2 separate regions of the Mus musculus genome follow, and region 2 is linked to region 1. A link is a contact called in ENCODE Hi-C or POLR2A ChIA-PET data. All regions are on one chromosome and are shown on one strand. Each heading gives the region's core, a stretch centred on a gene start or an enhancer-like site at or near the end of the contact. The rest is flanking DNA. Distances are from core to core; before and after follow the strand shown.

The links. Hi-C counts contacts between places; a loop is a spot of excess contacts on that map. ChIA-PET counts read pairs that join two places held with the same protein, here RNA polymerase II (POLR2A).
Region 2: a map of T-helper 1 cell shows a loop between it and region 1 (2.3-fold over the local background). The contact joins the promoter of Slc35c1 here to the promoter of Pex16 in region 1. A Hi-C loop is called at or near these places in 3 of 37 maps with a recorded cell type or tissue (T-helper 1 cell, heart and mouse trophoblast stem cell). POLR2A ChIA-PET finds 5 or more read pairs at or near these places in 3 of 5 experiments (Patski and embryonic stem cell).

What each region holds. Positions count from the first base shown.
Region 1 is chr2:92,373,698-92,376,846 of GRCm38, forward strand. It overlaps Pex16 (peroxisomal biogenesis factor 16), which reads left to right and starts at 1,542. Exons shown (of 11, transcript NM_145122.2): 1 at 1,542-1,978; 2 at 2,174-2,209; 3 at 2,930-3,006. The coding sequence starts at 1,867.
Region 2 is chr2:92,458,311-92,461,134 of GRCm38, forward strand. Slc35c1 (solute carrier family 35, member C1) reads right to left here and starts at 1,484. Exons shown (of 2, transcript NM_211358.2): 1 at 357-1,484. The coding sequence starts at 888.

The DNA of each region.
Region 1 (3,149 bases), core at 292-2,791:
CGAGGCCCCTAGATTCAGTGTTTCTGGGAATACAACCATGGATGTGTTGCCATAAACTCGGAGCTTTGTTGCTACAGCGATTCCAAACCCACCAAGCCATCAACGAAGATCGAGCCATCACAATTGCCAGTAGGGTGAGGAGCACGTGAGGCCTCAGGACAGGGTGAAAAACGACTTCCACAGTTCCCATACCAGACTCTTCTGAGGCTCACCGCACCTTTCCTTGAATCTTTGCTGGCACGAGTGGTTGGCAACAATGGGAGCCTGGCTCCACATGGATCAAAGAAAGGGAAGGAAGTGGTGGCATGTTGGGACACTTCATTCCCTGTGCCTTAAATTCCTGGTGAGTGTGCTGCTTAAACCGCCTGGTTCTGGCTCAGGCTATTGGTTTTTCGAGACAGGGTTTCTCTGTGTACCTCTGGTTGTCCTGGAACTCACTTTGTAGACCAGGCTGGCCTCGAACTCAGAAATCTGCCTGCCTCTGCTTCCGCCTCCGCCTCCGAAGTGCTGGGATTAAGGTGTGTGCCACCACTGCCCGGTTAAACGAGCATTTCTTAACTCCTGAATCCATCTTTCCAGCTCTCTAATGAGAATTTTTATTAGTGTTTTATTAATTGTACAAAACAATGTGCTTTGTCTCTTGTGCTGGCACATGCCTTTAATCCCGGCACTTGGGAGGCAGACGTAGGCAGATCTCTATGCATTTGAGGCCAGCCAGGGGTTCACAGTGAGATCCTGTCTCAAAACATGCAAACTAAAATAATGAGCTTCATTATGACATTTTCGTACATGCACGTAATATAGTGGATGGGCGTAACGGCATATTCTGTCCTTGTCTAAAGATAATATCTGGTAGGGTATTAAATGTATTACAATTCTTTATATACCATAAATTCGCGGGCGGAGTCCGCAATGGCGCAGATTTGCCAAGCCCCCTCTTCCCACAGCCAATCAACTGCCTCCCAGGAACGGTTCCCTCCCTCCACTTCTGCAGCACCTTGACAGCATTGCAGCTCAGTTCATGAATGGAGCCATAGGAGTTTCCACCAACTCTTGGAGGCCAGCTTAGAACCTGGAAGTGCATCCAAGGGCCGGAAAACGCTGGGATTCATTCCGAGTTCAAGGTCCAAGTCGGGCCCAAATAATTTTGTAGATGAGGAAACCCGAGGTGCAGATCGGGGAAGCTAATGCGCAGGGTCGTCCCTAAACGGAGAGCAGAGGGATAGGCCAGGGTATTCTCCAAGGAGGGAGTCATCGGGTACGGGTTTTGGGGGTCCATGTGTTCTGAAGAAACTGGAGCCGAAGCCACTGTTCTAAATCTGCTGGTTAGGCTTGCCCCAGCAAAAACCCGGCACTGGCTTTTGTGAAAAACTCGAGACTGGCGGCTGCTGAGACCTATTTACGACAATTTCAAGGTTCCCTGTGCCTTAAATCCCAAACTCTTTGCTTCCCGACCCTCCCGTTCGAGCTCTCGGCGATCTTCTGAGAAAGTCTGAGGCTCCTTAGTACCTTCTCTAGTATGAACTGTTCAGCCTGCCCGCAAGTTGTAACTACGCAGGCGCCAAGACAGCCAACCAAGGAGGCTGCAGATCGGGTGCCAGAAGCTCTAGAGAGCTTCAGGGCGGAGAGAGAAGGAGCCAATGGCTGGAAGGAGGGAGGGTGGGAGCTCCCGGTCTCGGGGAGGAGGCGCTAGAGATGGGGTGAAGGGGCGTTCAGGGGCTCCGCGGGTCTAAGTCCTCCTGGGCTGCGGAAGTTGAGCAACCGGGAGGCGGGCTTAGGGCCGGAAGCAGGAAGGAGGGCTCAGGACGCAGGGCGCCGCTGCCAGCCTTGCTGTCGGCCGGTGGGACTGTCAGTGGCCAGAGCAGGATGGAGAAGCTACGGCTCCTGAGCCTCCGCTACCAGGAGTATGTGACTCGTCATCCAGCCGCCACGGCCCAGTTGGAGACGGCTGTGCGGGGCCTCAGTTACCTGCTGGCAGGTGCCACACTGACCTTTGACCCATTTCTTGGGGACTCTGACCCAGGAACCCTATGGCTCTTTGCCTGCTGACCCAGGGTAGTGGTCGCGGTGCTTCAGTTCTGTCTGGGTTCCTGTGGCGTAGAGGAAACTAGAGAACCCAAAGCCGCAGGGTAAAACAGACGCTCACCAACGCCTTCTATACCTTCTTCCCTAGGTCGCTTCTCCGATTCACACGAGCTGTCTGAACTGGGTAAGTTGGACTCTGGGCTGGGGAGGGAGAAGGCTTCCAGCGGAACCTTGATTGAAGGTCCTGAGCTTCCCTCTAGATCAGCTGTCCATCGCCCAAGACAGTTGGTGTCCCCAGAGTTGGGCGACCTGTGAGGGCTCTGACTGGCTTCTCACTCCTGGTTTTGCTTAGGATTAAGCAACTTTCCTGACCTTGCTAGTTCATCAGACCTATGAGTATGAGAAGGGCACTGTTGTTCTGTCTAGCTGAAGGAATACAAGTTCAGAAAAGTCCTTGATGTCAGGACCAGTGTTCAAGTGCCCCCACCTCCCTGCTGTAAGGGCTCTGTTTGCTTAGTGGGGGTAGTGAAGATCATGAAAGGATGAGGGGGATTTTGAAAGGTAGGTGTGATGTAGTCCTTCAGGGGGGACCATCTGAAGAGAGCAAAGATGAGTTGGTGGGACCACACATTTGGCTGTTTGGAACATGACAGGCAGTTTTGAGCAGCTCAGTAACCAGTGCTGTCCAGCAGAGCAAGGGCTGGCTTGTCACTCCAATCAGCTCATTTCTTACTGGCTCAGATGTCATCATGGAGAGAATGGGGCTCTGAGGTAGTGGGCGGAGAGGCTTGTTGGTTTCCACACAGTCTGTGGGTAGCTGTGATCGGTAGGGCTCTGGGGTAAGGGTGAGAGGGGTGAAGGCCACAGCAGGGCCGGCCTCTCAAGACCACAATCTGCTTCTCAGTGTACTCTGCCTCGAACCTGCTGGTGCTGCTCAATGACGGGATCCTGAGGAAGGAGCTTCGAAAAAAGTTGCCTGTGGTGAGAACTTTGCCAGGAGCTGGGGGTGGGAAGCTCAGGGACTTGGGAGGAAAACAGTAATGACCAGCACGTGTGGTACATGTCGTTGTCTCAGAGAGTGAGGCATGCCCACATGAGCCGCAGATCAATTGTTGGTAGTCTCA
Region 2 (2,824 bases), core at 234-2,733, 85 kb after region 1:
ATTTCTGCTACGTCAGTGATTACCTGTGTGATCCCAGCTACTTAGCTTCTCTGTGCCTTGGGTTTCTCTCCATAAAACGCAGCTATATTATACCTTGTAATGGGGATCCGTTACATTAACATGGCTCAAATGCTTAGCTAGATCTGAGTGTCTGGCTGGCTTTGCTGTAGTGTCTGCCTAACATTATTATGTTCACCTTGGCTGGATCCCTAACTTACTGAGTCACAGTAAGGAAGTTATTTGTTCTCTACAGGTCTCTCCCTATGACTGGTGGTGCAAAAGACCTGGGACAGATAATGAGTAATGTGGTATTGATCTTTACGATTCCTGCTCCCCACGCCCCCAGTCCCACTCACCAATGATGACGCCGCAGGTGAGCAGGGCATAGAAGGAAGTGGTCTGTTTGAGCAGCAGGTAGGAGAGAAGAACGTTGAACACGGTGGTGAGCGAGCGTCCCACGTTGTAGAAGGGCACCCCTACGTACTTGAGGCAGAGGTTATTGAAGGTTATCATGCCGATAAAGACCACTGACAGCGGCAGCACACTTCGGGCCACCTTGAGGTCCAGGTTTAGGGTGGGGAAGTCTACCATGCCGGGGCAGCAGGTGGCCAGAGTGCTGAGGCCCTTGCACAGCAGTGAGGTCACCAGGCATTGGTAGAAGGTGACAAAAATGGGGGTATCCAGCTGCAGGGAGGGGCTGTCCAGCAGGTACTTGTTGAGGAATACCATGGAAATGGAGGTGACCCAGTAGAGAGAGACCACCAGCGCGATCTGCAGAGCCCGGAGCAGAAATGGCTTGTTCCCGCTCTCTGACTCCTCGGAGACAGCAGAGACTCCAGTCAGCGCCATGCGCAGGATCCTGGACCGCTTCAGAGGCGCCCTGTTCATGGTGGCAGAAGAGCTGGGTCACCTTACGGCCAGAAGCAGTCCCTGGACTACAGGGCTTCAAGCAGCTAGGGTCTGTGGCTGCAGCCTTCAACTGTCACATGGGATGACCTATCGGTCCCCTCCTTCTTGGATGAAGTTCTGCTTCCGGATTTGCCGAGGTGCACCGCTCCTCATCTTGCTCGCTCCCGGGGCGGGGGAGGGAGGTGGTGTCACGAAACAAGACCCAGGGAAGGGAGAAGGGGCCTAACTAAGGATGTGGGCTTTGACAGCCATGGCCAGTTTGAGGACAGGGGACACGTGAGTCGCAGGGAGAAAGGAAGCGAGAGAGCGAAGGAAGGACGGAGCGGAGGAGGAAATAACTGGACGCGGACCGCGTGGGAAGCATGGGCTGCGGGAACCCCCGGAAGCACCCGCAGAGCCGAAAGGAGGGCGTGCTGCAGGGAGATCACCGAGGCTCAGGAAGGCGTCTCGAGGGACACGGACAGGGGCCTGACCGGAGCAAGGCCCTGCGGTTGCCACGAGCCGAATTCAAGTTCCGGCTCAGCGACGCGGGTCCCGGGCCACTTACCGAGCAGGGCGGGCCCTGCGCGCATTTCCTGACACGCCTACGAGCCGCCTTAAAGGGCCAGCTCGCAGGCCGTTGCCACTTCCCGCGGCCGTCAAGAGCTCCCCGGCAAGTCTGCACCTATGCCCACAGACCTGCCCTCTTCTTCCGGGAGTCCCCGGAGATCAGGGAAGGGTTTGCAAGTGCTATAGCCTCTCCCATTTTCTGGAAGGTTCTGTCATTCTCCCCTCCACCCGCACTATCTTTTCCCCTGATATCTTCAGATCGACCAGACTCGGTCAGGTGCATCTTCACCATCTACCCAGAAAATGGAATACCACCTTTCTGCTTAGGGAGACCCCCCCCCTCCCTCCGCCCAGCCCTTGCGCCCGGCTCCCCACCGTTGCACCTCCCTCGTCCCTCGAGCTCAGGCCACTCGGGAAGACCTTGTTGCAGTCCTCTCCTTTTTTCCTACCCCTATTTTCACCGCTTCCAGACCTAGTCAGGACATGAAGTCCCGGAGATCCAAGCAGCACTTCCAGAGGCGAGAAGCCATGTCACCTCCTCCAGATAAAGTCCATTCTGGATGCCCAGACCAAAGCCTCTGAGCTTCTCAATGCTGTATCCCCTTCCCGGGGCCCTTTCCCTTCCAGAACGTACCGTCCGTCCACCCGACTGGGCTCTGGTGTCCTGGCTGATGCAGGGACCTGGTGCTCACCCTCGGCGGTGCCCTCGGGTGCACCTGCAGCACCACCCTCGGCTGAACTTGCAACGCTGCCCAAGCCGCGCCCCCAGTACGACTTCCTGCCACGTCGGGCTTTGGGCAAGGTGGGGCGATTACCCACGGGAGCCCATCAAGAAAGCCTCTTTCCTTTATCTAAGGTCAACGCCATCTCCCACCCTCCACCCCAGCTAGCCTGGGACTCCTCCATTCTGTTACTGTCGTTTGGCGCATCCCTTGACAAGATGCATCTTTGGCCCTATGGGTCCAAGCTGGTGCTTCCAGAAGGGCGTGGTTGGGAGAACTGCGGATGCCGCCACTCCCCTACGAGAGTACCCTTCTCAGTCCCGGGAACCAGGCTTGAGTGGGCCATTAGCTCCAGGTCTTTTACACCTGGGCATCTGGAAGGGCTGACTTTTCTCTGGTTTCTCCCTAGCACCATTGTTGGACAGGCAAGTTTGCCCTAGGTTGAGCTGGTTTTATTATGGAAATGGCTAACACAGTGGGTTCCAGACTTATTGCTTATGTGGTTGGTTATAAAGATGTCTCGCTTAAAGTATTTCAATTACTATTTTATTAGTAGGGCCTGATGGTAAAGGGCTTGTAATCCCAATTGAGATAGGAAGATCAAAAGCTCAGCCGCGCAGTGGTGGCACACGCCTTTAATCCCA